2 separate regions of the Mus musculus genome follow, and region 2 is linked to region 1. A link is a loop called in an ENCODE intact Hi-C map of the cell type or tissue named here. Cell type or tissue: gastrocnemius. All regions are shown on one strand. Each heading gives the region's core, and the rest is flanking DNA. Links, peaks and the distances in the headings are about the cores only. Region 1 has its middle 93 kb from the start of Gm34549. Region 2 has its middle 39 kb from the start of Gm34612.

Region 1 (16,129 bases), core at 2,905-10,904:
AGGACTTCAGGTCTGAGACTCTTGGCCAGGAAGGATACTTTGAGATTATGCTGAGGCAACAAACCTCCAACATCAGCTGCTTCAAACCACCCCAGTCTTGCACGTCCTCTGTTAATTGGGACTCTTCTGAGAGCTTTGCTGAAGGAGACCCCGTGTCACACTTGCCTTTGCACTGTGAAAGCTGTAAGGCAACTGAATTAGGCCTCCCTCTTGATGCTCTGCTTTTACAGGGCCTGGGTTGCTTACATTTCATTGGCTTACACCAGACACATGGCGCATGCCCAGAAGGAAGATAGGATCAGACTGTATGAGAAAAACTCTCAGGATCACCACAGTGCCAACACAGTGCCAACACATAAATTGGAGTTGAAAGCTCAAAAGACCCCAGGAGATGCCCTCTTCTGGATTATTCCCATGACTCTTAAATTTCTGAAGAGTTCAAGGGTCTTTGCTCTAGCATGGGGCTTTTTACATATCCTCAGTCTTTTGGGAGTTTTCCTGGTGAGGGGACCTCACTGCTTCTCAGGGTGACTATTGTGTTTAGGAGTGGCTCTTGTTTACTTAAACCTCTTGGTGAGTTTGGAGCTAGGGCTCCTCTATCCTTGTGGTCTGTGGTCCCAGTTATGAAGGTCATCTAGCGCTCTCTCTCTCTCTCTCTCTCTCTCTCTCTCTCTCTCTCTCTCTCTGGATTATTATTCTTATTTGAAGAAGTTGAATAGTGGAATGAAGGAAATACAATGAGGTCATCTATACTTGCTATGTAACTGCAAACCAAGGCTATGCCCTCGCAGTGTTCTGACATAGACTGCTGAAAGGAAAGATGAACTCGTGTGTGTGTGTGTGTGTGTGTGTGTGTGTGTGTGTGTATCTGTTGATTGTAGATAGAAAAATTATTAAGTAATTATGAGTACAAGTCTATCTATCTATCTATCTATCTATCTATCTATCTATCTATCTATCTATCTCTTCTGTTTAGTCTAGTTTAGTTTAGTTTAGTTTAGTTTAGTTTAGTTTAGTTTTGTGAGACAGGGATTTTCTGTGTAGTCCTGGCTGTCCTGGAACTCCCTTTGTAGACCAGGCTGGCCTTAGACTCAGAGATCTGCCTTCCTCTGCCTCCTGAGTGCTGGGCCTAAAGTCATGTGCCACAGATGACCATCTTCTGTTTAGTTTCTTTTTAAGTTGACACAGCTAGTGTCACCTGGGCAGAGGGAACATCAATTTAGAAAATGTTCCCATCAGATTAGCTGTAGGCATTTTTTTGATTGACATTTGATGTGAGAGGGTCAAGCCCATTGTGGGTGGTCCCATCCTTGAACAGTTGGTTCTAGCCAACTATCAAAGCAGGCTGAGTACGTCGTAGGGGAAAAGCCAGTAAGCCAAGTTCCTCCATGGCCTCTGCTTCAGTTCCTGCCCCGACTTCCCGGGTGATGAGCAAGAAGCATCAGAATCAAATGAATAGTTTGCTCTCCAGTTTGGTTTTGGTTGGTGTTTGAACACAGACATAGAAAACTAAGTTCTCTGTCTATACCAGGATTCTTGGAGCTGAGTCAGTGTTAATAGCCGTAGAAATCTGGTGGTAAAGAATATTATTTATAAATTGCTCAATAATATCAGTAAGGTATTTATTAAACGATGGGTTTTTTATTTTTACCTTTTCTCTGCTTCTAATTTGCTGGCTATCTCCTCCTCATTCTTTGCTTACTTACTTTAAATTATTCATGCCTCACTTTCTATCTAAAGGTCTATATTTACCCCATAGAATATTATGGGATTGCCTACAACTTCAGGTATCTCGGGACCATTTTGAATTCCATGTTGTCTAACCTACCTTTTCAAATGAACGAGTGTGTGTCTCCCACAGGGTCTAGCCCTTAGGAAGTCCTTGCCACCTGGCCACTCTCCTCTTTGCTTTGGGTAAACTTGGAGGACATTGGACCTCCACCTCCCACTGTTTAAACTCAATATGCTAAATGAAATTCAGAAACATGTTGCTTGTCATTGCCCTTCATAAAATATTACAGTCATCGTAGACAAATGGCCGCAGAGGACATCTGGTTATTTTCTGAGTTATGGCGGCAGAGCAAAGCAATGGCTCTTTGAAGAATGGCTAAAGGCATTCAAGAACAGTGGGCCAGCAAAATCCACAGTGGGGATGCCTCCCCGGACCCTGTTATTTGAATAAGAAGACAGATATTGTCTCTCTTAGAAATTGTTTTGTTGAATGAAGGCAAGATGTTACAACTTTATTAGTAAATTGGACAAAGTCTCTCTATCTAGTGCAGGGTGGCTTGGAACTTGCTGTGTAGTTTAGTCCTGCTTCTGGCTTATGATCTTCCTGCCTCTGTTTCCCACATGCTGTAAGTACAGATGTTCATTAGTGTGCCTGGCTTGGTCTGGTATTTATGTATCATTAAGCTCTTTTTAAAAATAATTCTCCGTATACTAATTTAGAAGTTCCTTTTGATTAAACACTTCCAGTGACAATGATGAAATAAAAATAACAATAATCTGAAATCTCTACTGCTGCCTACTAAAATTCATGGGAAATATGAAATGATCCTCCCGGCACCAGAGCAGCTTTTGCAAAGTCTAAATTGGATTTAAATTTAGGATGGTAAAGCCAGAAAGAACTCTTGCTGTAATGTTCAGCTGCAAGTCTAGACGGTGCGAGCAGCACAGGCAGAACTTGAAGGCCACACACCTGGGGATTCAGTGATGTTGGCAGGTCCTTCAGCTTTCATTCAGGGGCAAGAGTCCTACTTGCTGACTGTCCACAGGGCCTCAGCCTCAGCTCAAGTTAGGTGAACAGATACATCTGCCGATGAGACAGAAACTCACATTTCCAGCTGCGATTTTACTAATTAACCATTGAAAATGAGCCCTGCTTATCTGTGTAAGTCTTTCAGGTATTTGAAAACTTCCCTTGGTGTATCCTTTTCAGCTTCTTGCAAATCCTATTTACCTCTCTGTGTGTGTGTATGTGTGTGTGTACATGTGTATATGTCTGCATGCGTGCAAATGTGTGTGTTGCACATGCAAGTGTGTGCATACGCATGTGGAGAGAAGACAGCCCGGGGTGTCATTCCTCGGCACCATCCACTTCGATTCTCTGAGTAGCAGAAAGAACAATAAGTCTTTCCCTCTAGTAGGAGAAGAAGTCACAACATAATTACTGCCCCAAGTCCCCACTTCTTAGCAATATTGCTTTGGACATTTAGTCTCAATACATGAACATTGTAGGACATAGACTTTCTAACATAAAAGCAGGCCAGTGTCACAAAGGACAGCTTGGAAGTAGGCGGGCTTTCTTCCTTCTATGCGCCCGCCCTCCAGATTGGGAAGTGGGGACCTTCAAAGTAAAGATGCATCACCCAGTGTCCCTGTTATTCTCCTCTGGCCACTTCACCACTAGATGTTACGGCTCATTCTGGCTTTGTCTGGAGGTCATGAACTCTGACTCTAGTGGTCTAGAAACTGTGTGGGAAACTCTCAGTGTCCATGGGAAGCCTGGTCCCACCAACTCCTCCCATGGTCTTTCCTATTCAATTTCCCTGTGTTTCTTCTCAGACCAACTGGCCCTGGTCCCCTCTCCTGACTTTTCCGTGCTTGATTTGACAACAGAGCTAAACTATATTTTTTGCTTTTATTTATTTATTTATTTATTTATTTATTTATTTATTTATTAAAGATGTATTTATTATTTATATGTAAGTACACTGTAGCTGTCTTCAGACACACCAGTAGAGGGCGTCAGATCTCGTTACAGATGGTTGTAAGCCACCATGTGGTTGCTGGGATTTGAACTCAGGACCTCTGGAAGAGCAATCAGTGCTCTTAACTGCTGAGCCATCTCTCCAGCCCCCGCCCCCACTTTTTTGTTGTTTTTAAAATCAACATCTAACTTAACCAACCTGTCCTTTGTCCTTTAAGTTTAAATATAATAAATTGGAAGTTGAGAAGTAAGCCCAATTAGTAAAATGCTTGCAAGCAGCGTTTACATTTTCAGCACCCACAGAAAAAAACAGAATGGTGGCCTGGACCTCGGATTCTAACGCTGAGAGGGTAGAGATGGAGCATCCCATCTGGGAAATTAGGTGAACTTCGTTTTCAGTAAAGGACGCTGTCTCAAAAGATTAAGGTGGACAGCAATGGAAGGAGATGCCTAATGTCAACCTTTGACCTCCACCGGCACAAATATGTATTCACACGAATGTGTGTGCACACACGTGAAAATGTACACACACATATATGTACAAACACAAGAACAGAAGAATAAAGAAGACAAGTGGTGCTACCTTAGGACTCGACCATCCATGCCATCCATACTGTCTTAGCACAGGCCTGGATTTTGTCTCATACATGTGCGTGTGTTCTTTCCAATGAAGTTTTGACAAAGGTAATGCAAACATGTGTCCAGTTTGGCACCTGGAACAAGAAATCTGTTGAAATCGCTCTTAATAGTAGAGTTAGTACCTACGTGCATGGCTTCTGTTAATCTATTACTAAGTAAGTGAAAAATAGTCTTACTGAAGACTGGTTTATTTTTGTTTTGTTTTGTTTTTTTAACAAAAAGGAACATTCTTACGACACATTATTTAGCAAAGTAAATGTGATTCCACACCACCCCTTCACGTCAGTGGGAGTAGGGGCACATTTGTCAAAAACCTTTCGCCTGTACTTCTCTACCCATATTGTAGCTATGGCGATGCTGTCTCCCTGCAGTGGTCGGGTGAGGGCTGAAGGAACACCTGGTGCCTGGCACAAGCTAACTCTCCAGCAGCTGCCCACTCGACATGGTCTCTGTGGCATCTTGCACTGGTTTTGTTGAAAAATTCAGGGTTGTTTAAAATAAAGGCTATAGACCCCTTCTGATAGTCTTTCATTCACCCCTAATTTGAAGCGGTGTAACCGATAACCGACAGATGCTTAATCAAAGTCAAGGCTTGAAGGGGCTGGGAAGGTACCTCAGTGAAGACTCTCTTTCACCCCTGGGAGCACCACGGCCCAAGGGCGAAGATAGCAAGGTGCACACAGTGACACAGCTCTGATCTTTATCAAGGGCTCCCAGCTCTCTGCGGAAAGGGGCACGAGCTGCCCAGGGCTTGCCAGGGATTGATTGGCTGCCCTCATGGAATCCTCTCAATAATAATGGGTGTCTGCTGTTTCTTAGGAAGAGAAAGCTTGGCCTTAGACAGGTTGATACAAGCTCTTTAGGCGGTTTGGGTCCTAGAGCCAGTGAAACTTCACAGAGTCATCTACACGCACACACGTTCCCTCACCATCCATCGAGAGACCATCCATTGACTGACTGTTCACAAATCCTATTGATGTGTTTTCCTTCTTGCACTGGGATAAACCAATACTTCGTGACCTGCACATCAGAGAAGGCAACTGACTCACAGTCACCAGGGCAGGCCATACAAACCCTGGAGTCTGGGAGAGTCACTTTCCTCGTCAATGAGCCAAATGAAAGGCAGCATCCTTTCCTAGCTTAGAGCTTTCTCTTCCCCATTTATAAGTTCTTGGAGTTGCATCTGTGCATCCCCAATGTTTCTGGAGTGGATCTCCCTGCTGGTAAGGGTGGGATTTGAGTTTGTGTATAATTCCATTCAAACCATCTCCACTGGCTCCTTGTACTCTCCTAAACAAGACTCCCTATCTTCATCACGTCTGGCTGGTTTAGCTCAGCTTGCCACACTGCACAGGAGACGTTAGATTTCTGGCATACATCTCCAGACATTTTATGGACCAATAATTCCCAAGGTGTACATGAGCTCTCACAGCCCGGTAATTACCGTTGCCCTCTTCCCTGGACCTGTCTCCATAAAGAGCCGCCTCTCTGCGCATCTCTGGCATCTCCTCCTCTCTAAGGCTGGACTTGGAACTACCAAGCTCCTAATTATCCATCCTGCTCAGGGAATCTCTGTGTGGGGTTCTCAGGCCAGCCTTTGATGGAGGGTTTGGTGGTGGTGGTGGTGGTGGGGTGGTGGGGTGGGGAAGTCTAGTCATTGACCTTGATTAAAGAGCTTCGATGGATCAAGTAAAACGGGCATCTTATTTCGTTCACAGCAAACTAATCTCGTGGACCAAACTTAAAGGTGAATTGTGGGAAATAAGTAAATTTGACCAAAATTTACTGTAATTTCTGTCTCAAATCACTGTTGTTTGATCAAGTAAGGACTCATTCAATGATTCGATGGCGCTTTCTTCTTTTCTTTTGTACCTCAACCAAATCCGAGCAATTATTCTGGAGCTCAAAACCACATTAAATCCATTTACTGCCTCCCTCAGCTGGTCAACCCCCCCCCCCCCACGAGGACCCGCCCTCTCCACAAGCATAAGCATTGGTTTCCTGCCCTGCTCAGCTCACACCTTAGCCAGGAGAAAACGATCCTTGGTACTTAACCAGGAAAGGGGAAGTGCTGTTAGACACTAGCCCACTATGTGCTTTGCAAACTACCACAAAACGTGTGATTCTTTTCTTTAATTAAACTCACACCTCCCTTGGGGGGAAAAAGGAAAGACAGGGAAGAGGCCATGCTTCGAGTGATAATTGTCTTTTCTTTGATTTTCAAAAGTGAGAGAAATAATAGGAAGTCAGAGACTCACCTAGTCGATAAACTAGCCTATTGTTAATTACCCTCGGAACACATACATGTATTGATCTGAAAATCTTCTAGGTGGAGTGATTGACAGCAGCGAATCCCCATACTTCAGTCCCAAGGGACAAGGGACTTGGTTTGCGGGTAGCCTGGAGCTAACAAGTCGGGCTCCTGAAGAAGTAGCAGGCTCCTACCAGTAGGTGGCAGCAGAGTTCCACGGATGGAAACAACTGCTCAGCCCAGTCCTGAATTTGTCCCCAAACCTAGGAAAGATCGCAGAGTTCCTGACTTTAAAATCCACTTCCCAAGGCGCACAAGAGGTCTTCGAAAAAACCCAGAGGATTGTTTTCTGCCGTACTGTACATTCCATTCCATTTTGCTCTTTTTTTTTTCTCATTTGGCTAGGAACTGGTAACGCCACTTTCAGGTTTATTCTTCACACGCCCCTCCATTCCTCGTCTTGCTTTCTTTTTGTTTCATTTACAGTTTCTCTTGTAGCTGTCATATCTACATTAGAGGGTAAAGTATAGCTAAGTGGGTTTTTTATTTTTATTTTTAAAAAATTTGCAACTGTTCTTTTGTGGGCTGTGATTATGACAGGAAAGAAAGTCTCAGACATGGTCTGAACAATTTGTCTGCTTAATTTGGAAGTCATTCAGGTATTGTATTGTATTGGTTTGGTTTGGTTTGATCATTAAAAACGCATCCTCATATAGATACTGCACAATAGACATAATACAGAGTATGAATATAAGAATATGTAGAATGATAGATATAGAGAATGATAGAATATATAAGTGGTATAGAATGAAGTCAGGTGTGAGGCTTGCTGGTGCTTCTCAGCTCATGGAAGATTTATCAATATCAAACTGTTGAGAGACATCATTCATTCATTCATTCATTCATGAATTTATTAATTTCCCCTTCATTTTATTATCTCCATTTTCCCTCGCCTTGCCTCCCCCCACCTTTAACTTTACAAAAACAGGGTTTACCTTTCACTAGACCGTTCTGTTTAGCAGCAGGCTCTACTCTAAAATATGCATTTTTGTGGGCTTTCTATTTTTCAAAAATGTATTAGGTTGTTCTGTCCTTTCTTCTCCTATGAACTACTGTGCTTTAGAGATTATGTTGCTGTGTATATACCTTCAACCCTCCTGCTTCTGACTCCTGCGGAGAGGTCTACCTGGACTAGAATGCTATTCACTGCCCCCTAGGGGTGGATCCCTGAACTGCCCAGGACTCTTCAGATATCCTTTTGTGATGACCATCTTAGGTTTGTCTCTTTATAAACTGGTGTGGGAATCTCTGGGAACGTACATATTTTTAATCTGACAGCTTTACCAAATGGGTCCGCTCTTTTTGTTCCCACCACCACCACATCTCCATGGCACGGAGTCAGTACTGTCTGGAGAACAGCCGCATTCCCCGTTTATTGAGATCGTTCTTCCATCATTTCATTCCGTTCATTAGACTCCAACAACACCCATTATACTTTATACGGTGAAACGTTTCCTCTTCCATGATTTCTAAATGTTTTATATAGTCTTAAAGCTATTGTGATTTTTTTCTTAAGTTATCTTTCCTTGCTGTTTGTTGCTTGTGTGGAAACCATTATTATTTCTCTGTTAGTGACTTTGTATCTAGGGAGCTTTTTTGGGTGATGCTTTTGGTTGTAATTGCGTATCTTTCGAAGTCTGTCGATTTTATTGGTAAGGAACACACTCTCTGCAAACAATGTTCTTTATCTCAACACTTCTTATTTATGTATCAATTCTTAAAACATGAGCCATTTAAAACAACATTAGAAAATAAGAGTAACCCTTGTCCTATATCCAGTTAGAGGAGACATCTAATTTTCTCATTAATTTCGATGTTTATCTAAGCTTTTGGTGGGTAAACATTGCCGAGTTAAGGATGATACCTTCCTTTCTGCTCCAAATGTGCTAAGATGCTCATGTGTATATTGAGACGATCCTGTGATTTTTTTTTCCCTTGTAGCTTACTAGTGTGGTACATTGTATCCATGCGTTCTCCATATATGGACACATTTTTTTTTTTACATGTCTTGAAGAGATGCCATTTTGGTGATAGAAAAGCTGAAAAATTTCAGAAGAAGTTCCTAGAATTAACTTTTCTCACATATATTTTGTAAATTACACACACACACACACACACACACACACACACACATACACATACACATACACATACACATACACATACACATACACATACATATACATATACAACATTTTTCTGTGTTAAGCCCTGGACTAGGTACTGGGGCTATGTTTTTTTGTTCTATGGATAGTGGATCTTTTCAGCACAAACTCTGGCCAACAGTGGTTTTCCCTTGCAGTCAAATGCTCTGCATGGCAGTGTCAGTAAATGAGATTCAGGGATACAAGACCTCTGTAAACTTTGATCTCTGTTTTCAGCAGTCAGTTCTCAGGCCGTCTCCTGGATGCTGCTAGATACACGTGAGGTAGGAGCTCCATAAACCACTGTACAGATGAATTGGGCTCCCATCAAACTGTGTAACTGTGTAACATGCATCTCTGTGTGGTTCATTATGGAGATTTAGAAAATGCTGTCATTACTTGGGTATTGCTCACATATTTTGGCCACATAGGCAGAGTTATAAACCAATTAGAACAATATGTATGGCAAAATAAATATTTCAAAACTCTGCCTGGCCTTTATTGAAATAATGACAATATATTTCTTCTTATGACTTTTTTTTCCTGGGAAAAAAGACCCTAAATTTAATACAGTTACATATGAGAAGGAGGAAAAGACACACTCTGAAGAAGAACTCAACCAGGTGTGCAAGGAAGACGTTGCAGACGCGAATTTTACAAGAATTGGGTACAGTCAGAATATTGGATTTCGCCTACAGCCGAGGTGGGTTTTAACCTGCGAATAAGTCTGGGAGGAAACAACAACTTTGGATACCTGAGATGAAGTAATTGGATTTTGCGATTTCTCCTCTCACTTAATTGGATGTGCAAATGATCTGTCTACACAATGAACTTGTGCCCGTGGCTCTTATCTCCTGCATTCGCATGGCAGAGGGAGACGTATGCATGTGCATGAATTTGCACCAAATCACGTGAGATTTCCTTTCCTGCGGTGAGCTCTCAGGAGCCCTCAGAACACACACACACACACACACACACACATACACACACACACACACATCTTAATTGGACTGGTTATTACAACATTCTTATGTCCTTTCCTGGTACTTTTATTTGACCCAACATAAAAGCAGGGGACAGAGATAAGGTGGTGCCTATTAAACAGATGGTGTCCCGGGAGCATTAGCTGTGCACTGATGCAGGGGTTGTGGTCAGCAGAGGCATCGTTATTATGTATAACTATAATATTTGCCTGTGTGTTTCTAACACCTAGCCTTTCAGATGTTGTTGATTTCCTTTCAGCCCCTCCCCCCCACACTACACAGTGAGGCTGTTAAGTAGAAGCTGGACTCTGATCCTTTGGGAAAAAATCTCTCTGTGTCCCAGAATCCTTTTTAGAGATTTGCACATCAATGAATATCACTCCAGACTTCCATATGAGCTTAGCTACACTGCTGGAGAAATCTGAGCTAATGGTCTATGCTCACTCTTTACCGCATTAAATGACAGCCGTGTTGAGAAGGTCTAACCACGTCCGCAATGGTTCTGGAAGCCCACGGGGATATTTTCAGAGAGGGAGATGATTTCTATATGAGGCCTAGAAGAGGATCTAGTCCTAGCCTAGAGAAAAAGGGATAAGGAGGCTGCAGGCTGGGGGTGGGGAGATGTGGAGCGAGAGTTAAGTATGTTGGTTCAGGAGGCATGCTGGGAAAGAGAACATGGAGGAAGGATGAGAAGCAGAGGAGCATGGGAAAGAGGCCAGACACGTGATGTCTTCATTTTTAAGGGGCATCCTTTTTGCCACTGCTGCAAGCCCGGAATTCCGTGTCACTGTTTGCCCGTGAGCTCTGTTGATCTGTGGAGCTGTCTTTACAGATTAATGGAAGATCAGACTCTCCAGAAATGATTGCACCTAAATCCAGGGCATGTTTTCATGTATTAGGGTAGATTCTTCCCTCTTGTTATCCCTTCTGCTTCGGAACTTTATCACGATGGGAATTTTTTAATTAGATATTTTCTTTATTTACATTTCAAAGGTTATCCCCTTTTCCTAGTTTCCCCTCCGAAAATCCCCTATTCCCTTCCCCTTCCCCCTGCTCCCTAACCCACCCACTCCCATTCCTGGTCCTGGCCTTCCCCTACACTGGGGCATAGAGCCTTTATAGGACCTAGGGCCTCTCCTCCCATTGATGACCGACTAGGCCATCCTCTGCTACATATGCAGCTAAAGTCACAAGTTCCACCATGTGTTTGATTGGTAGTTTAGATCCAAGGAGCTCTGGGGGTGTACTGGTTAGTTCATATTGATGTTCCTCCTATGGGGCTTCAGACCTCTTCAGTTCCTTGGGTACTTTCTCTAGCTCCTTCATTGGGGACCTTGTGTTCAGTCCAATGGATGATTGTGAGCATCTACTTCTGTATTTGCCAGGCACTGGCAGGACCCATCAGGAGACAGCTATATCAGGCTCCTGTCAGCAAGCTCTTGTTGGTATCTGCCATAGTGTCTGGGTTTGGTGGTTGTTTATGGGATAGATCCCCAGGTGGGGCAGTCTCTGGATGGTCCTTCCTTCCGTCTCTGCTCAGAACTTTGTAACTGTTCCCCCTTCTAAGAAGGATTCTGAACTTCTGGGCTAATATCCACTTATCAGTGAGTGCATATCATGTGTGTTCTTTTGTGATTGGGTTACCTCACTCAGGATGATATCCTCCAGATCCATCCATTTGCCCAAGAATTTCATGAATTCATAATTTTTAATAGCTGAGTAGTACTCCATTGTGTAGATGTACCACATTTTCTGTATCCATTCCTCTGTTGAGGGACATCTGGGTTCTTTCCAGCTTCTGGCTATTATAAATAAGGCTGCTATGAACATAGTGGGGATTTTTATAGAAAACCAATAAGAAAAAGGTGCTCCTGTGACCCTAGGGTTTGCTGAAGACTCAGGGCTCTGAGGCCCTCGAGGTGCCAGTTTTCATGGGCATGCCTGAAAGGACACTTACTAATAACGGTGACACACCATGAGCTGGTCACTCACAGGCTTCACTCTGGAGGAAAAGGCAGCAGATTTTCATTTGGAATTATATTATTTTACTTTTCTACTCAAAGACTAAGAATGCATATGATGTCAACTCATGACGATAAGACTGTCTGTGAGTTCTGGCTTGCCCGGCACTTCATAGCACATAGAGTATGTCATATAACTCAGGAGTCTTGGTTTACAAAAGCTATGGAGTCCTTGAGACCAAGAGAATACAGAAAAGGAATGTGCATCTATTGAACACCTGTTATATCCTTGGTGCTGTCGAGACTTGCTGTTCATGATCTCATTCAATATTTACTGTGATCATGTGGGGATTATTCTTCTTCCTTGTTTCTGGCTATAGAAATTGACAGCCAAGGTGCCAGATTTAATGCTGAACAATCATAAAGGGTTATATCTTTTTACTATTATGTGTGCACTGTGTCACAGTAAACCAAATGACAGTGCAATTCACTCCCCGTCCCAAGTCATCCCACATGAACGTTGAACTACAAAGAGTAAAGCCACATGAGCATTGAGGGCAGGATACTGTCTTATTTACCACTGACCCCCTGAATTAGGCTTTGGGCCAGTCATCCCATGGTTGAAAATGATGGACAGTTATCTGAGAGGAAGCATGGGGGTGGGGAGGAGAAAGAGTTAAAGAGAGCAAAGAAAGGGTAGAATGTCAGAGAAGAGGAGTAAAGGGGAGATGGAAATGAGCACAATTAGACCCCAAACTTCAGCCTAGGAGATGACTACTGCAAACGAGCACCAGGTGTGGCGAAGTATAACTTGCTGGATGGTGGGACTAAAGCCAGAAGATGCCTCACTGTATCTGTAAGTCAAGAAGAGAATACCCAGGTTTCTGCTAGATGAGAGCAAGCAGCATGGACCAGACTCCAGACTTATCTTCTTCCTGGAAACAACTAAAAACAAACAAGTCCCAACTAGATTAAAGTATAAGGAATTAGTTTTTTTGTTTGTTTGTTTCATAGTAGTTCTGTGTGTTTGAAGAGATGTCAGAAAGGGAGAGTAACTAAAGCTTAAACAATAGAATAATAAAAAGGAGATGAGGAAGGGGGAAGAGAGAGGAGAGAGGAGAGAGAGAGAGAGAGAGAGAGAGGGAGAGAGAGAGAGAGAGAGAGAGAGAGAGAGAGAGAGAGAGAGAGAGAGAGAGAGAGAGAGAGAAAGTGTGTTGTTGTGGACCTGTGTGAGTACCCTTTGGGCTTTCAGTTGTAATCCATCAATAGTTTTTTATGTGAGCAAAGGCAATGGCCTCAGAGCAATTGGAATTCTCCCATAGAGCCAAGGAAAGTTTGTATTATACCCAGCTAGAGTGGAAGGCTTCAAAATTCAAATGGCAGAATGTGTAATGTTCAACAGTATTTTTTGTTAATTGTAGGCGCAGAGCAGAGGTTAAGAATATTTATTTAAAGACCAAAGCATAGGCTAGATAGATAGGTGGCTTAGTGACTGAGTTCACTGGGGATTCCCCCAGTGACCTTCGTTCAAACCCTAGCACCCACATGGTTGCTCACAACAGTCTATAACTTCAGTTCAGGGGATCCGACACTGTTTTCAGGTTTTCAAGGACATGAGGTATGTAAGTGGTGCACAGATATACATGCAGGCAAAACACTCCTGTATATAAAAATCAATGAAATAAAAACTCAAACATATCTAGCATCCACAACAGCAAAGTTTATCATCTTTGAAACACTCTAAAAATAGCAGTCATGAAAATAAATAGAAAAATATGACTCAAATAAGTCACAAATCATCCAAATCAGGTGCAGAAATACCACAAGTAGTAGACAAGGTTGTTTACAATTATCAATTATACTTAGGTATGTGATAAGCTGAAAGAAATAACCGTCATGATAAGTTAGAACTTAAACTAAATAAAAACTACAGTGTATGAGATAAAAATACACTGGGTAGAGTATCCATAAATTAGACAGTAGAGAAGAAAGATTGGTGAATTTGAAGCTACAACTACAGTAACCATGAAGATACAGCTATAGTAACTGTGATACAACTATAGTAACCATGAAGAATTCAGTTGCAGTAACCATGAGGATACAGTTGTATTAATCATGGTGATACAGCTAGAGTAACTATGGTGATACAGCTGCGGTAACCATGAAGATACAGTGACCATGAAGATACAGTTACAGTGACCATGAAGATACAGTTACAGTGACCATGAAGATACAGTTACAGTAACCATGAAGATACAGTTACAGTGACCATGAAGATACAGTGACCATGAAGATACAGTTACAGTGACCATGAAGATACAGTTACAGTGACCATGAAGATACAGTGACCATGAAGATACAGTTACAGTGACCATGAAGATACAGTTACAGTGACCATGAAGATACAGTTACAGTAACCATGAAGATACAGTTACAGTGACCATGAAGATACAGTGACCATGAAGATACAGTTACAGTGACCATGAAGATACAGTGACCATGAAGATACAGTTACAGTGACCATGAAGATACAGTTACAGTGACCATGAAGATACAGTTACAGTAACCATGAAGATACAGTTACAGTGACCATGAAGATACAGTTACAGTAACCATGAAGATACAGTTACAGTAACCATGAAGATACAGTTACAGTGACCATGAAGATACAGTGACCATGAAGATACAGTTACAGTGACCATGAAGATACAGTGACCATGAAGATACAGTTACAGTGACCATGAAGATACAGTTACAGTGACCATGAAGATACAGTTACAGTAACCATGAAGATACAGTTACAGTGACCATGAAGATACAGTTACAGTGACCATGAAGATACAGTGACCATGAAGATACAGTTACAGTGACCATGAAGATACAGTTACAGTAACCATGAAGATACAGTTACAGTAACCATGAAGATACAGTTACAGTGACCATGAAGATACAGTTACAGTAACCATGAAGATACAGTTACAGTGACCATGAAGATACAGTGACCATGAAGATACAGTTACAGTGACCATGAAGATACAGTTACAGTGACCACGAAGATACAGTTACAGTGACTGTCCCCCCAAAATATAGAGGTTAATTAAACTCAGGACAATGTCAAGGGGCACAAGGTACATCTGATTAGAGAAAAGGAAGGCAGGAAGGCAAAGATGCTGCAAGGAACAACGACCTCAATTCTTCCCAAATTGTATCAGTGCCATAGTTATCAAACTGTGAAAGGCTGTGAATAAAGAGGAAATTCTAAAAGCAGCTATGGAAAGCAGACATGTTAGGTACAGAGAAACAAAAATGCAAACGAGTAGATTCTCATTAGCTATACTGCAAATCAGAAGGCAGTGGAAGACATCTTTTATTTTTGGAGATCATATTTTAATTACAATGTTTCTGCTTCTCCATTGTTTCCTTTGCTCCCTCTATACCCTACCATCTCCCCCTCCCTGCTCTCCTTCCCATTCATGACCTTTTTTTCCAGTGGTTTTTAGTGCACGCATATATGTATCTGTATATACATATATATTCCTAAATATAACCTGTCGAGTCCAAATGATGTTACTTGTATGTATGCTTCCAGGGCTGATTGGCTGCTCCTGGATCACCACTTGGTGTGCTCTTCCCTAGGGAAGACCCTCTCTCTTGTCCCCAGCTTTACTGAGTCACCTATAGCTCTTTGTGTGGGATTGTGGCCTTGCTGTTTTTTTTCCTCATCTACATTCCCATGTCCCTTAGCATTGTTCAGCTCACATTCGGTCAGTCATGTTGGTGACTTTACAGGTAAAGTTTCTGATGTTATATGGAGACACAATTTCAGAACTTCCACTTCTGTCTTTTTACAATGTTTCCACTCCTCTTTTGCAACTCACCCTGAGCCTTAGGTGTGGGAATGTTTTGTAGCTGTATCCACTGCTATTGGGTTCCACAACTCTGCATATTGATTAGTGGTGGTTTTCTGTATTAGGCTCTGTTGCAAAGGGACGTTTCCTTGATAAATGGTGATGACTACACTTATCTGTGGGTATAAGGAGAAATATTTAGAGACTCTTATTATGGATTATACTGGTTTAGTAAACCAGTGGTTTTAGAGTCTGCTCCAGTAACCATGAATCTGCTAGTACTGAGTAGTTATCTAGGTGTGCTGTACCAGGCATGGTCTCCCTTTTGTTCAGTAGGTCTTAAATCCAATTAAAGAGCAGTTGGTTTCCATCAAGGTTTATACTGTTTTAGAATCAGGATAGTCTAAATCATGTTCAGTCTGGCAAGACGTTTGATTTAGCACATGAAAACTGCTTACCGACAGAGATACCCAGGCAGTAGTTAACCAAGGTCAGCACCTGGACAAGGGGTAGGGACTGGCTAATGTGCTC
Region 2 (16,129 bases), core at 2,577-10,576, 250 kb after region 1:
CCTCATTTGTGTAGCCTTTTAAAGTTATAAATCTCAGTTATGTCTTCCTAGAAAGTCTGCCTGATCAAACAAAAACAGAAGCAAACCGCACAGGAATTGCAGAAAAGTTAATTTAAATTCTTTTCGGTGGTTCCCCTTTCAGCATACTGTGCATCCATACACAGGCCTGTGTTTCCTGTTTGGTGTTTATATTAAACCTTAATTTTTTTAAATGAAAATAGTTTATAGTCTACCTTTTCTACCTGTAGCTCCATCATAACTTAATTCTACTTGTAGATTTAAATAAATTTCACCTTCACTCTTAAAGCTTAGTGTCAGGTATAGATGAGACCCTCGCTTGTACTCCGTGTACTTTTTTCTTTATTGAGAGAATTCCCAGGCAGAGGGTGTGTGTTGGTCATTTTCAAGCCTTTAGGCTCACCCTCCTGTTTGTTGCCTTGCTTCTGGCGCGAACGTGTTAGACTGCCCTCTTGTGGCCAGTACTGTAACTGCATATGCGCAGCCTGTTGGCTGGCACAGTTCGACCTGCACTTAGTATTCAGTTGGATGCTTCTTTGTAACATGGTCCTTTCTCTTTATACTGATGTTGCTTATTTGTGTGCAGAGGTCTCCATACACTAAACCTCAGAAGAGCTTCTAAGCTGACATTGCTCTTTGAGAAGTATGCATTTCAGACTGGACAAGGGCTGGGATTGTTTTCCTGTCAGGTCTCTGTCATGTGCTTGTTTATTCAATATTCACCTGTTGCTGCTTTCCACCTACACAGGAAACTGGAAAATTTCTCAGCAAATTAATTCTCATTGGGTGCTAACCTCTCATGTGATGTGTCAGCCTTGTGGAGACAGAACTATTCTAAATGTATTCATAAGGGACAGCTGGGCCCAGGCTAGCATAGTCACACACCCACAGGCACGGATACAAAGCTTGTCTAACATAAGAAATAAGATGGTCCTGATCCGAGGGATCCAAGACACAGCATGAGCCAACCTAAGCTGATTTCCTTGTCCTGACTCTGGTTCTGGCAAGCTCTGCCACTTATCTCCAGAACCTTGCTCCCTCTTGGGTCAGGCTACCATGGGCCTCACCTGGATTCCAGCTAGGTTCCACAGGCCTTGCGGAATCTTGCTGCTTTGTCTTCCTGTCTGCAGCTGGAGAGGCGGTTCTAAGTCGTTTCCTTAAAGCCAGCTGCAGTGTCTATGACTGTTACGATGAAGTCCAGTTGCACGAACAGAGCTTGTGATGACGTCTTCTCTTTGGCCCTTGGGCTCTTCTTTGCTTTGGAGAGCATGGACCACATACCGTACCTCAGTGCTGTCTTGAGGTGCTGTCCAGCAATCAGGAGCATGACATTGGACTCAACTTGTCCAGAGAAATGTTCTCACATGGTCCTTGCTTCCTGGGTGTGTGATTTCTGTAATTCCCCCTTTCCTTTACGTTGCATTAGCCTCCAGAGGTATTGCTTTAAGTTTGCAAGTCATATTATAAGATAAAACTTTGACAGAGCTGGCGTGGCAATCCTTTGAGTGCAGGAGAGGAGCAGAGTGTCTCTGACTTCCTGTTCTGAGGCCTTTGTCCTTGCCTCTTGTGGTGGTCTGAATGAAAATGCCCATCATAAATTCATAGGGTGTGGCATTGTTAGAGGTGTGGCCTTGTGGGAGTAGGTGTGGCCCTTTTGGAGGAAGTGTTTCACTGCGGGTGGGCTTGAAGTTTCAACAGCTTAAGCCAGGCCTAATGGCTTACTCTCTCTCTCCCTGTTGCTTGCCAATACCAGATGTGGAACTCTCTGCTCCTTCTCCAGTACCATGTCTGCTTACAAGCCACCATGCTTCCCACCATGACTGAAAATGGACAAAACCTCTGATCCTGTAAACCAGTCCCAATTAAATGTTTTCCTTTGTAAAAGATGCCATGGTCATGGTGTCTCTTGACAGCCATAGAAACTCCAATGAAGACCTCTGTCATCCTCCGTGTTCCTTCATAATCCAAGAAAATTGCTAAAATTCTCGAATTACATCCTCTTTCCAGACAAGAAACTGGAATGATAGAAGGACCAAATGAACTTTCTTGATAGGTTGCATGTAGTTTTTTTCAGTACCACATTTACTCCAGGAAGTGGGCTGTTACCAGCCACCTCCAAGCTTCCCTTGAATATGTGGATAAAACACACACACACACACACACACACACACACACACACACACGTTTGCTCCTTTACCATTTGCCTTCTTGGCACAGTTGCTGGGCACTACTATCTCCCGCTAGGAAAAGCGTGCACGTTTCAATTTCTTAACTCAGTCTCTCCACCTGCCCTAAATGTCACTGGCCAATCCCATCCGGCCCCAGCCAAACATCCATCACCACCCACCTGTAGTAGTGGCTACTAGCCCCAGTTCCACTTGAGACCTCACATGGCTGCTGTATTCTTCTTGCTTCAAAGCATGGCAAAAACATCCCTTTCTTTCCTCATGCCCCTCTGCCTGCCTCCAGGGACCCAGAAGTCCCGACTCTACCTTTCACCCAGCAATTTGCCCACAGCTTTCTTTACTGACAAATCAAGAACCAATTTGTGATCAGGACCTTAGCATCAGCACCCCCTCTTACACTTATACGATAGAATTCTCACGGTCAACCCCCAAAATGTCAGTATCTGCCTCCTTAGCTACAGCTCAGTGATGGGGAGATGCTCAGCTACAACCTACGCTGAGAAATAAGTTTACCTAGCTGCAATACCTCCTCAGCTTAAACAGTCCTGCTGGGGTTGTAGCTCAGTTGCTAAGAGTGCTAGCCTTGCATGCAGGAAGTCAGTCCAGGCATTGGAGCCCAGGATTGAGCAAACAAGCTGTGGTTATGCGTGCCCATTATCCCAGTACTTAGGCAGAGGATCCGAAGCCTAAGTAATCTTCAGCCACATGGTGAGCTCAGCACCAGTCTGGTGTACACGTGACCCTGTCTCAGAACCAAACACAACATTTACATGCTTACTGTCATCTATTATGTTTTAATGTCGTCAAGAGTGACGCACATAGGGGCTGGAGAGCTGGCTCAGTGGTTAAGAGCGCCGACTGCTCTTCCATAGGTCCCGAGTTCAAATCCCAGCAACCGCATGGTGGCTCACAATCATCTGTAATGAAATCTGATGCCCTCTTCTGGAGTGTCTGAAGACAGCTACAGTGTACTTACATATAATAAATAAATACATCTTAAAAAAAAAAAAGTGACGGACGTAAACGTTTTGCGTCGAAGCCCAAAAGGAAACCAACTGAAGTAGGATGTGTCTGGGGAGGGAGTTCAGTGTATGCTGAAAGTTCTCACTGTAGCGTCTTGAGCTCTACATAGCTGATTTCAGTGGAAGCTGATGGGAGAGTTGCCCCACACCAATAAAGGAGCAGGCGTTCTGCACAGAGAGCTTGAAGGAAACCTAGAAGGGGAAGCACGGTCTTGCATTCACAGACACCCTTGCTATCCATGAGCATGGCAGGCTGAGGGAGGGATGACTAGGCTGGCTTCTGAATACTCTTGGCTTCTTGTTTTTTCCGTTTAATCTGAAAGCAGGGAAGGACTCCAGTTGTAGAGCATTGCCCTTGCTGTTCAAAGTCCTCTCTTTGATCCCCATCACTAGGGAAAAGACTCTAGAGATTTAGACTTTTAAAAATGTCCTATTATTCTGTGATCATCCAGAGGCTTGGAGCCAGTCAGAGCAGAGTGGAGGCAGATGCTCAGAGCAGAGCCGAGAGCTCACACCTCTAACAGCAAGCAAGAAACAGAGCATGCAGTAGGCATGGCGTGTGGGTTTTGAAACCTCAAAGACTGTCCTCTGTGACACACTTCCTTCAAAATGCCACACACCCAATCCTTCCCAAACTGGGGACCAACTACTCAAACACATGAGCCTATGGGAGCTGTTCTCATTTAAATCACCACGCATGGTAACTCCATTTAAGTTCCTTTTGTATATGTGCATAGTCTAAGAAGCCTCTATCATTGGACATGGGGAGGGTTTGGAAGGACTTGGGTGAGGAGAATAGGATCAAAATATATTGTATGAAAAATTTAAAAATAATGAAAAGGTAATAAAGTTTTATTAGTTTCTCTATTTATTTCTTTATGGTCTGTGTGCATATGTGAGCACACTGCGTGCATGCCTCTCTCTCTCTCTCTCTCTCTCTCTCTCTCTCTCTCTCCCTCTCTTTCTGTGTGTGTGTGTGTGTATGTCTGAAAGATGAGATGTGCTTATGTTGTCCTTCCAAGTGCTGAGATTCCAAGTGTGGGCCACCATGGCTAGGATGATAACTGTAAACTGTGGAGGCCCCGGACATGTTCTTTATAAAGAATAGTTTATAAATAATTAATCAAATCCAGAAAGCATGGGGTATGAATGCACTGGTATCTGGAAGAGCTGCCACCCTTTCTCATAGTTTGATGAAAAGTGATGCAAGTCTTGCTGCTCTAGGGCACATGACCGAGGCACATTCTTTGGAGAGTCTGCAAGGACTGCAAGAAAAGGGCAAATGGGGGTCAGGAGGTGAGGGTGGGGTGGGGGAAGGGAACTGGGCTTCTTAATTGTGCTCTACTCCTCAGCTGGAATGGGAAGCCCTTATAAGTCAGATGTCTGTTTTCATGGAGATTTTCAGCTTTAGCTGTGGAACAGAGGCATATGGAACCTTGTTCTTGATAGCAACTCAGTTCTCCCAAAGGAAAATCTTGGTGCGCACTGTTAGTGTCAGCAATGATGTCGACAGAATGAAAATAGGTATTCCCTGGGGGGGTGGGGTGGATAGGTGGTTTTATAGCTGATATAAGGAAATGGACCTACATCCTCTATCTGAACCCACTCTAGATCTTGTTTTAGGGTCTACTGTTTCTCCAAATTGCTTTGACTGCCACTTATCTGATCAGACAGGCATCTTGTTTTATGCATCTCCTGTACATAATGTTGGGCCACCTCCACTTAAGTAGAGCTATTCCAGATGTGTGTGTTCTCGTATGTGCAAGTACACACATGTGTGTGCTTCTGCATGTGTAGACCAGGGGACCACTTTGAGTGTCATCCCTCACCTGCTATCTGCCTCTTCTACATTTTAATTTTCAACAGTCCTTCTTGCTAGCCTCAACATTAGCAAGTAGACTAGGCTGGCTGGCCAGAGAACTCCAGGGATCTGCCACTCTCTAATTCCCAAGTGCTTGGATTATAAGCCTCAACACTCGGATTTGCTATTTTTAAAAGTGGGTATGGGTAGTGGGTCTGGGTGAATTCAGTTTCTCTTGTTTGCAAGGCAGGCATCTTACTGAGTGAGCGATTTGTTCAGTAGTTCTGGATGATAGGCAATGAAGTCCTGGCCCCTGGCCCTGGTCCTGAACACAATAGGTAAACTGTATGCCTATGGTTGGTACTGTGACATCAGGAGTGGATAATATGCACTAATTCATTCAGTGTGAGGTTGTAATGATGATGACCAGGTCCTGTCCAAGAGTCTCCAGTGGAGCCATAGTAAGCGACCTGTGAGAGCCTCATGTGCCCTACCAGGTAGGAAAAGGGCAATGCTGGGTGGAGACAGAGCTACCAAGAGCAGCCGTGCTTAAACATGCTTTCTCTGCACTGCAGGGCAAAGAGCTTTATTCATTCCTCATTATTTTTATGTGACTAATAAATTACAAATAATTCTGGTGCATCTTCCTAATAGCAATTAGAATAAACAAAAGGCATCACTTCAGCTGCTTGGCAATTAAGGTTCTAATGACTGCGGTGGAGGCCCGATGACGGGGATTTGGACAATTCATTAGTTGGAAGCATAAGCACTTAAAACACAACTAATGAAGTATTTAGCTAAATTATTCAAAACAAAACAAAAAAAATTAGGCGGGAGGGACAGATGCTACAAAGAGGCCATATTCTTCACATCCGAGGGAAAACGTGTCGAGACGAATCTTCTTGAAGGATGTGAACATAGTAGGCGAGCTGTTTGCAAGCCTAGCTCTGCTATAAAGCTTTTTCAGCTCTGTGAATATTTCCACATCTCCACACATGGGTGTCTATTCTCACTTAAGTAGAGCTATTCCAGAAAGTTTTTTGTCTTTTGTACCAGATGCATCTCATGGAGCCCAATATCCACACCGCTTTATTGCTAATAGAGTTATTTGCATTATTTGCAAATTTCGTTTGCTCTCTCTTATTAAGTTATGCTCATGTGTGCATGCCATGAATGCATATGTGAGTGTGGGCAATCATAGGGGCCAGAGTTCTGCCCTCCCTCCCTCCCTCCCTCCCTCCCTCCCTTCCTTCCTTTCTTCCTTCCTTCCTTCCTTTCTTCCTTTGCCTTCCCAAGGAGGCCTTCACACACCCCTCCCTCTTTTCTTTCTTTAGAGAACAGTTCTTTCTGGCCCGGTGCTCCCTGTTAAGACTGGACTGACTTCCCAGGGAGATCTACCTGTCTCTGCCTCCTGTGGCACTGGGGTTAGGAGCGCACCGACACCCAGCTTTTTCCATGGCCTCAAGCGCAGTTCTCTCACTGTTACATGACAAGCTTCCTTCCTGGGCTGTGGCCCCACCTCTACTGAGGCCAGTTTGAGCATAGCTGCTTTGAGCACTGCGGAGACTTGTGGACAAGTGATGCCAACACTCATCTAGAAGTGGAATCCTTGCTCCGCTGAGTGCGGCGTGTTGAATTTCATCGGAAGCCGGTTTATTTTTAAAAGCGAGCTCTTTAATTTCGTTTGTGCATCAGCACTCTGCAACTGCGCTTCACCGAAGTCAGACTTTTATTACAAGGCTGATTTAGTTTCTTTGTGACCAGCTCCTCACATCTCCTTTTAATTAAGGAAAGAGGAATAAATGTGTGTGTGTCCTACCATTGACATTTGTGTGTGTGTTTGTGTGTGTGTGTGTGTGTATCTGGGGTAATGATGCAAGATTTAAAATATACAAGATGGTATACAACTCAGCAAATGATGATGAGAAGGCAAAAATGAATTATATATTGATGGGGACTGAATTCCTGGGTAAGAGATCTTGCAGGAACATCATTTCCTTCCCCTACCGAGACACTGCTTCATTCTGGACAGGCACCTAGCAGGCAACCGCCTCGGGCTTCTTTGCTGAGCAGCGCCACCTAGCGTCAGACGTTCCCAGTACTGGTTTCCTCAGAGCCTCAGCTCTTCCCAGACACTGGAGAAGTCTCACAGGATGCTTGATCCCCATCACGCACAGTACCTGACCCTTTTGGAGAGGGCTCTGAGTGTCCTATGGCTGGCTTCTAAGTCCTTGAGTTCACCTAAAGACTGCCTTTATGCAAAGTCCCTTACATGTCCCCGGCCTGTACCCAGGTGGAAAGACTCCAGAGGAAGACTTGATAGTTACCAAGAACCTCTTTCTCTTAGAATGGGTAACTAGGTGGAGTGGCTTTCTGTGTTAAATTACCGAGCACATCCGTGAGACAGAGATCTAGACCTATTCTGTAAGTAGAAGGGAGGTTCTGAGAAATTAAGCGTGTTGTTCCAGGACATACAGCCAATTCTGTAAAGCCTCAGATCTCAATTGGAACCCTTGATAAAGATGGAGGCGTTGCCTTCAGAAGTGCCGAGGGCCCCTGACCTTGAGTTCATTTTCCCTCTCCCCCGCCACACCTGTACTCTTGGGATCCTTTTAAGCTGTCACGCTTCCTGTTTTAAATGCCATCTGGGAAGGAACCCAGTCTGACCCCTTTAGACAGAGGGTCCACCTAATCACAGGCAGGCACTTCCTCCGTCTCCATCTATGACTGGCAGCTTTTCTTTAAGGGGAAATGATTAGAGAGCTTGAGCCGAATAAGCCCTCTGAAGAGACACTTACAGTGAAGGAGAAACATTAAAACGTAGGCCAGGAAGGGTCCTCGGGGCTCACTTAATTGTGGAGCTGTGGATTATTGGTGGTCAAGGTAGAGTGTTGAGAGGATGCACCCAGCATGGCTTAGAGCAGACATCAGAGCCAGGGTGGAGTATTGTGCTCTAACCTGTCCTGGGAACATTTTGTGTGGCATTCAGGATGTCTTGTACATAACCTGGCTTCAGGAGAGAGTTTAATTTGAGGCTGGGTGAAGAGGAGAAAGTTATTCCCCTATAGAACAGAAATGGAAGGGAAATAGCCACTTGACCAAGGGTCTTTTGGGGTAACAGGTGAATTTTTGATCAGTCACTAGAAGGGACCTATTCAAAGTTGCTTTGGACGCCCCCAGATTTATGTAAGTCCTGGTTTCTCAGAATGTGACCTCATTTGGAAATAGCGTCTCTGCAGAGGTGATTAAGGTAAACTGAAAGTTGTATCCCATACCTTAATTCCATATGGCTGGTGCCCTATTGAGCAAGATTATAGCAAGTAAGACGGGCATACAAGAGTATACTAGGATACCCTGAAGGCGAACTTCCACAGCCACAGGAGTCAGAGGCAGTCGGCAAAGCAGCCGCTGAAGCCGAGATATGGATATGCTCTCACAGTGGGAGCCAATCCCAACCTGTGTTGCATGAAGGCTTCCAGCTGCAGAAGCAGGAGGCTGACCATGAGCACCAGGCTGAGGTGCTTCACTTCCACAACCCCAGAAAGTGAATTTGTACTCTTTTGTATACACCACGTTGGACAGGAAAAGACCAACTCTGGTGTGAAATGCCCATGCTGCTTCTAGTCAATGAGGGACTGTGTGGTGCTTCTGCTAAAAGCCTAACCCTGTTTCCTAAGAGATTGTTCTTTCTAGAGATGGCTCTGTAACTGAGCTGTAGAGTTGGGGTCCCTCACACCGCTCGAGTGGAAGAGATGGTAACTCATGTTTACAGAGCCAGGATGGAGAATCAGGAAGTAAGAAGACATAGGATTCATGTGGCATCCCGTCTTTCCTCATAGGAGCTGCTCAAGGCTCACCCCTCTCAGACAACTGATGCTGCTTAAAACTCAGGACTTAGGTGGCTCTCTGAATCCACCTCGTCCTGGCAAATCTTGGAGGTGAAGGGAAGGAGATGGGTGCATTTTTAAATACAAGATTTTGATATGTGCTTTCTGGGGAGGGTACCTTAAAACCCATGATGATTTTATAGAAGGCCCTTTGGTCGGTGGCTCATGTGCTTCCCTGGGGTGTCTTCTTTATACACAGCTCTGCCTGGTGGAGCTTGTAGTCATATGTTTGGTTTTTGTTTGTTTGTTTGTTTGTTTGTTTTTTTAGTAATTTAGGAATGAGTGGCTTGGTAAGAGTTTCTATACCAATACAGACATGTTAATTTATGAACTCAACTGTCTACTAAGAGGGTGAAAAGAATAGAATGACCAGCCTGACTCCAATCAGGCTGCGTAGTAGTATTCAGTATCCAGTAGAATACAGGCTGCAGAGTAGGACCTAGCCACACCATAGATCTTCCGATTTCTTAGTGGATTACCTGTTTTCATAAGAATCTCAGGTGACGCTCCTCAGAGACATTTTACTCTGAAGTTTGCTGTTTTATATTTGGTAAAGGAGAGTGCAGCACGCTGTGAAATTTCAATTTAAAATAACAAAATTTCCGGTTAAAATATACCCAACACATTTCAAGGACCTTACGAACACAAGTGATTTGTTGTTTGTTAGGCACACATTTCCTTGGGTGTCTTGTGTTTTATCAATGACTCTCCTGGTCCCTATGTAAGTCCCTTACATGGACAGGTGGCTGGTATTTCCAGTGCTCAGGGGAATATGATAAAGGATTAGTGGTCAAGGTTCTGGCTCCTTTATCATGGGATTTATAACATTCAAGATGCAAGGAGCAGCCACTCATGCTTATAGATGCAAAACTTCTTGGTGTCAGGTGGCTTCTCCTACCTAGAAGGTTCAAGGCAAGTTATGCAGACAAAAGCAGAGCCATGTTTTTAGCTGTGTAAAGAAATGGAAGTGGGGAGAGTGAACAGAGCAACCTGTGTGGGTTGCGATTTAAATGTGGTCCAGTCTCTGAGACAAGATTTTCATTATCTTGAGCTATTTCCTTGACTCTTTTGTTTCTTTCTCAAGAGTTAGTGTTTGGGGACTTACTATCATTGAATAAAAATTAAATTTTCTTTAAAAATAATTTGTTCTTAAGAAACATTCATGCCACTTGGCTAAGAAGAACGTCCTCACAATAGAAGTGGTTTGAACTGCTGTCCTCAGCAGATTGCCAGGACAAGGATGAGTTGGGGTTCTCTGTCTGGAGTGTTTCTAACTCTCTCACTGCCCACACATCCATGCACACAACTTGCCATGAAATACCTGGGCTTGCCAAATACCAAGAAGAGAGAAAGTAGCTGGAATTGGTTGTGGTGCTTGCCTGAAGTCCTGGCACTTGGGAAATGGAGGAAAAATAATGAGTTCCATACTAACATGGGCTACATAGTGAGACTTAGTCTCAAAAACAGACACAAAAACAATATCAAAAGCAAGCAAACATAGACAAAACAAAAGGAGAAGATGAAGACAAGCTAGTCATACCCAAAGAGCCCTCCGTAGCTAGTCGTGATGATTAACATTGTCAACTGGATTTTTGGTATTACGGTCAATGTCCCCTTCCTTTCATTTGATCCTATAACCAGAAGTAGGGCTTGTTGCTCAGCCAACAGGCTAAACTGTGCGACTATGTGAAGGATGGGGCCAGTCTGTGCCTTCACTGGGTACGATCCAGAGAGAGGCATAGAGAGCCGGGTGAGTCAGTGAAACTTGGCTAGACTTAACTGTAGATGTGTCACTGGGAGGCATGCTGCAGCTCCATGGGTAAGAATTGACTGTCATAGATTGTATCTTCTGGGCGAAATGTACTAGATGAACTACAGATTGTATTTTCCAGGCCGTGATGATTCATGCTTGCAATTGCCGATCTTTGGGGACAGCTCCCACTGGAACAGACACCCCCAGTTTTCCTTAACTCAAAATTAGTCATGTATCCCCTGGAACTCGATGTTTTATTCCCCCTTCCCCCTTTTCTTGGATGTGCATTGTTCAGAGATCTGTGTGCTGTGCATTCTCAATTTTTTTTTCTTTTTACTGTGCCTTTAATGCAAAGTGAGCCAGTTTCAGTGCTCAGATTTTAAGCAAATGTCTTTTTCTGGTTGAAATGACAAAAGACCCTAAAAGACAACTCTTTGATCAGCACCGTCAACTATTGGATGATACTTTTGTTCGACACCAGTGCAGCTTGCAGAATGTTTATTTGGCAATTGGAAAAAGGTCACCATTTTAAGGCAGTTCAGAAACCAAATGTTCCCGTAATATGGCAGATTTCACACAATGCACCCCTTGGCTTGGCTGCTTTGGAATCTGTGCTTTTGACAAGCTTGAGCTATCTTAGCTGCGTGTGTGCATGTGTGTGTGTGTGTGTGTGTGTGTGTGTGTGTCCACATTTGTCTACCTGGGGTCAGCTACAGAGTCTTTGGTTATAGGCCTATGCATGACACACATTGAGCTCTCCACAGTAAGAACATTTATACCCTGAGGTGATTGCTTGAAATCAGGGAAGAGGCTGGTGGGCAGAATCTCCGAGCTAGGTGTAACATATGTAGAGACAGAACCGCATGTGCAAAGAAGCTTGAATCAGGTTTTTTATCTTTCCCCTACCCAATCCTGCGTGTTAAGCAGCATTTGTATAATCCCTCCTGAAGTAGATAGAAAACCCTCTTTAATTAGCTCCTGCAGGCTGTGTCTCTTTACTGCCACCTGTCGTTCAGGAGAAGATTATGCTGGGACAGGGTGTGAGGAGAGGAGAGAATTTTTTTTTTTTTTTTTTTTTGGTCAGGCATTCAGCTCACTACCCTAAAGAGAACTCCACGAAGCCAGGCAGCCGAGCTTGCCCACAGCCAGCAGTGAGAGCTGAAGGATGATTTTTTTTTTTGCCTTGACCTAGAGCAAACTACTTACTTGGCAGCCGACATTACTCATTTAGAGTCTCAAAAGAGCACGTTCCTCATTCATTCTAATAGAAACAGCATCTTAGAGGTGTCCACTGCGTTTTCAAATGAAATCAAGAATGGCTCCTGTAAGTAAAATTCTTCTGAGGACCAGAATTGTGCCAAACATCAGCACAACATTTAATATGCTCATTACAAATTGAAAGAAGGAGTTGAAACTAATTGCAGCTTTGGGTGGAAGTCCTAGTCATTCCAAGTTAACTCAAATGGTCCAGTATATACATGATATTTATTTTTGCTTCTCTTGGGTGTAGTAAATGTGTCTGAGTTTGTGCACTAAACCTCAGGTTGGAGTTGTTTGGCTAACATCTGTTAGGATTGGGGTCTTGCTCTTAATTGGGACCATCTGGAAAGGAAGAAGAGCAGAAAGAGGAAACTCATCATCTATTTGTTAAGGTGTATGCGCGCACGCGTGTGTGTGCGTGCGTGCATGCATGTGTGTGCGTGTGTGTGTGTGCCCGCGCATGCGTGCGCGTGTGTGCGTGTGCGTGCGTGTGCGTGCATGTGTGTGTGTTTGTGCGTGGGTGCGTGTGTGTGTGCGTGCGTACATGCGTGCATGCGTGCGTGCGTGTGTGTGTGTGTGTGTGTGTGTGTGTGTGTGTGTGTTGTATATGCACCCATGCTTCTGTGATGCTTATTTAGGAAGACTGAAGTTTTAAACAACAACAACTTGATTGAACAATAATTCGGATCTGTAATCCCCATCATCTAAGATACCCGAGACATGTGCCTGCATATGCCTGTGTTTAGGGGGATGTCTACTTTTCTTTCCGAGTGTCTGTTTCTTCCAGCCCCACCCCCACCTCTTACTCTAAGGGGGATTTTTCCCACTCTGCCTCTGCTTGCCACAGCTGCAGGGGTCTTTCCTGCTCGAGTGTTCGCTGACTCGTGGATGCCTTCACTCACTCAAAGCATAACGCCCCAGGGCATATTAGTGTTTCTGAGCATTTCATCCTTCTTTATGTAATTTGAAAGCTCATTAATAAGCAACTGTTTTGCATGATTAAAAATTAGGAACTGGGTGTTAGAATCAAAGGGTAAATCTTAAAAAGACCTCCTGTTTTCTGGACTTCTCTTTATTTTGACTTTAGTGGCAAGGAGTTGTGGGGGATGGATCTCTGTGTCCCACTGGACAGCCCAACCTAACTTCTTCAGGAAGAGGAGAGCTCCAGAGATGGGTTTGACTCATTTCCAGATACTTTTTTTTGCCCTGGGAGGGTTTCGGTTGTGTTAATGTTTCTTGGGGAGACATGAAAACATCTGTTCATCCCAGACAGGGCACCAATGATAACTCCAAATTATTCTCCTAAGTCCAGCTAGACAAACCAGTGAGCACATTAGGATTACTTACAAGAATGTGGGTGAAGGTTCAGTTACTGGAGCATGGATGCCTCAAAGGTAGGGAACTTCCTCACCACAGAGCCTATTCCAACCTGGGTGACGACTTGTAGAATGTGCATCCTTACAGCTCCCTGTAGGACTGTCAAGCAGAAAGATCCTTGACAGGTCAAAGGATTTCTTGTACTCAGCCTACACTAGCAGGAGAATCTGTCTTCCCTGGAAAGTGCTAATGCTTATATAACTTTAGCAAGAAGCCTTGTGAATCTTGTAAGTTTCAAGAACTCCTTGAAACTTGTGAGTTGTCTACTTCCTGAGTATTCTTAAGTGCTTCTCCCCAGGATGGAATACTTCAATATGGAGGAAATCACTATCCAACGTGCACTAACTTGGGCCCACTTGCCAGGAAGCTTACTTATGTAGAGGTTAAAAATGTGTGTTGGGTTCTATGAGATTGGAGCCCCAGTCCATGGAAGCCATTCACAGGTATGCAAGAGTATCTTGGAAGGGTCATCTTCAGTGATCTTTTGTCCTAGAGAATTTAGGCTGCAATATGAAACCATCCTTTAAAGTCAATTTCCTTGGGTATTCAGAAATGAGTACCATGTAACACTTTCGACATGGACCTGAGCTGTCCCAGGAGGTGATAAGGTGATGCTTCAGTATATGTTCCTGTCTTACACTACAAGTGGCTTCATTTCAGGTTTCAAAGGAATGACCTGTAGAAGGTGGGATTTACATATTGACATTAGAATAAGAACAAAGACTCAGTCTCCCTCACAGAAAGCCAGAGAACCTTAATGTCTTATGTGGTAAAAAATATTTAATGATATTATTTTTCTAGCTGCCATTTAGCTTCTTGTTTGACAGACAGGTGTGTGTTGGAAAACTGTCTATTCTACAGATTCCTTTTTATATCCTTAGACTTAATGAGGATGTTATGTACTTACAGGGTCAGGCTATTACATTCCTCAATGGGCCAATTACTATAGAATTTTGACAATTCTTTTTGGAGTTCACGTGATCTGATATCCAATGCCATCAAGGTTTATCAAGGTTTATAAAAGTCTGGGTGGTTGTTGCAGTAGTGTTGCACCGCTCAGCAGATATCCTCCTGCATCGGGGAGCTTCTGATGCTGTGTTGCTGGCATGGCCCGTGTTGCCTTCAAGCTGACCTGCCAAGTGCATGAACAGCTAGGAGTGCACTGGACTCAGACTCAGGATGGCAGCTGCACTGTGCTTACAGGTATAGTGACACAGAGCTATGTGCCGGAAGATGTCAGACGTTGGCTGAGATCCCAGAGTTTCTAAAGGAAAACTTTAGTTCCATAACAACGAATTTGCATCTTGTGTGAAGAATGTGTTTTTCACGTTCTCTCTCTCTCTCTCTCTCTCTCTCTCTCTCTCTCTCTCTCTCTCTCTCTCTCTTCTCTGAGTCAAGGATGTATCCTGTAGAAGGGCATCTCTTTTGTCATCTGTGACTGTGTACACCAGATTGGATCTTCCAAAAGCTTTTGGGACTCTCCCATCTCTTTTTCCCACCTCACATTAGGAGGGCCAGGATTATGGAGATCCACTGCTGTGTAAAGCTTTACGTATATACTGGGGATGGAGACTCTGAGCTTTGTGCTTGCCTGGCAAGCATTTTACAAATGCACGCTTACCTTGTGGGTGTGTAGACGATTCAGTGATTGACCCGCTTCTTACGGTTATATCCCTTCCCATCTCTGCTCCAAAATTATTTACTTGGTGATATTGTGTTCCGGTTTGAGCACAAGTTGCCACCATATATTAGATTAAATGTTGAGACTACAGTAGTGTGGAACTTTAGAAGTTATGTTTTTTAAAAATAATGTTATGGATTTTATGTTACGTTTATCAGTTAAAACTTCTGTGCATCTTGTTATCAAGTTGCAAATAACCAGGCCTTTGAGCTCTAAATGATATACCTGCTTAAGCATCAAATTCATATATAAATTCTTTTCATAATTCAGCATTAATTTTTTTCTTCTTCCACTACACATAGTGGCTGCAGAAAATAGAGGAACTAAGCTGGAGCTGACCTGGAAATTTCCTCTCTGATGACCAGGGTATACAGGGCCATGCAAGATGCAGGGGAGGGGAAACGTTGGAGTTACTCAGTGAAGGATCCTTCATGGCACAATAGTGACCTGCTAGGCAAGATGTGTCCACTGGTACGTTTACATGATTGTACGTTTTCTGGTTGTATATGAGTCCTGTTCCACAGGTGGTAATTTATTTCTGGTGCTATAAACTGGTCTAAAGCCCATGGCTTTAGAGGGTTCAAGGCCCTCATTGGGAGCCTAACATTGTGTTGCTAAATGAATATATCAAACTTCCTTCTAAATATGTATGTTTTGTCCATAGATGAGTGTTGCTCTCAACGTTGGTTAGAGCTTTATTTTCCCCAGTGGGCAGTGGTCAATGCAGAGACTTGTAAATGATGAAAGTCCTGAGAAGAAGAGATGATAAGAATTCATTCCTAAATGGGACATCTCTCTCAGCCTCTCTCCTCTATCAAAGCTGAGGTGACAATGAGGAAAGAGGGGTGGAAAGAATGTAAGAGCTAGAGAAGAGTTCTCTGAGATGCTGTTTTCCTGGTGTGGCCACTGTGCTGATTAACCCATAGCTGCAGTTGTGCTGCCATGGATCTGCAGAGGATCAAGCCAGTTAGCATCCCATCATGAATTAGGAGGAGCTCAGGTGCTCTCCTACCCCTGGATAAGGAGCCAATGGCATGTGATGGCTTCTGTGTGAGAGGGATGGCAGTGCTTCTTTGGCTACATGACCAGTACTCAGTTGCTCATGCTCTGGGGTATGGTGCCATGTTCATGCTCTGGTAGATGG

Evidence for each region. Peaks named below come from ENCODE experiments on the same cell type or tissue, not always from the same donor. Only the 100,000 strongest peaks of a DNase experiment are listed, where the experiment ranks them.
Region 2: a loop joins it to region 1, with 7 times the contacts of the local background. A loop is called at or near these places in 32 of 42 quality-filtered maps.

The regions. Positions count from the first base shown.
Region 1 is chr7:68,573,033-68,589,161 of GRCm38, forward strand. No RefSeq gene overlaps it. Among named protein-coding and RNA genes, the nearest start is that of Gm34549, 93 kb to the left of the region's middle. In gastrocnemius, for the core only: a CTCF peak has its summit at 7,829 (motif pointing left); DNase peaks (open chromatin) are centred at 6,804 and 7,816; H3K4me3 peaks cover 383 bases.
Region 2 is chr7:68,822,950-68,839,078 of GRCm38, forward strand. No RefSeq gene overlaps it. Among named protein-coding and RNA genes, the nearest start is that of Gm34612, 39 kb to the left of the region's middle. In gastrocnemius, for the core only: no CTCF peak of the experiment used is centred there; a DNase peak (open chromatin) is centred at 7,107.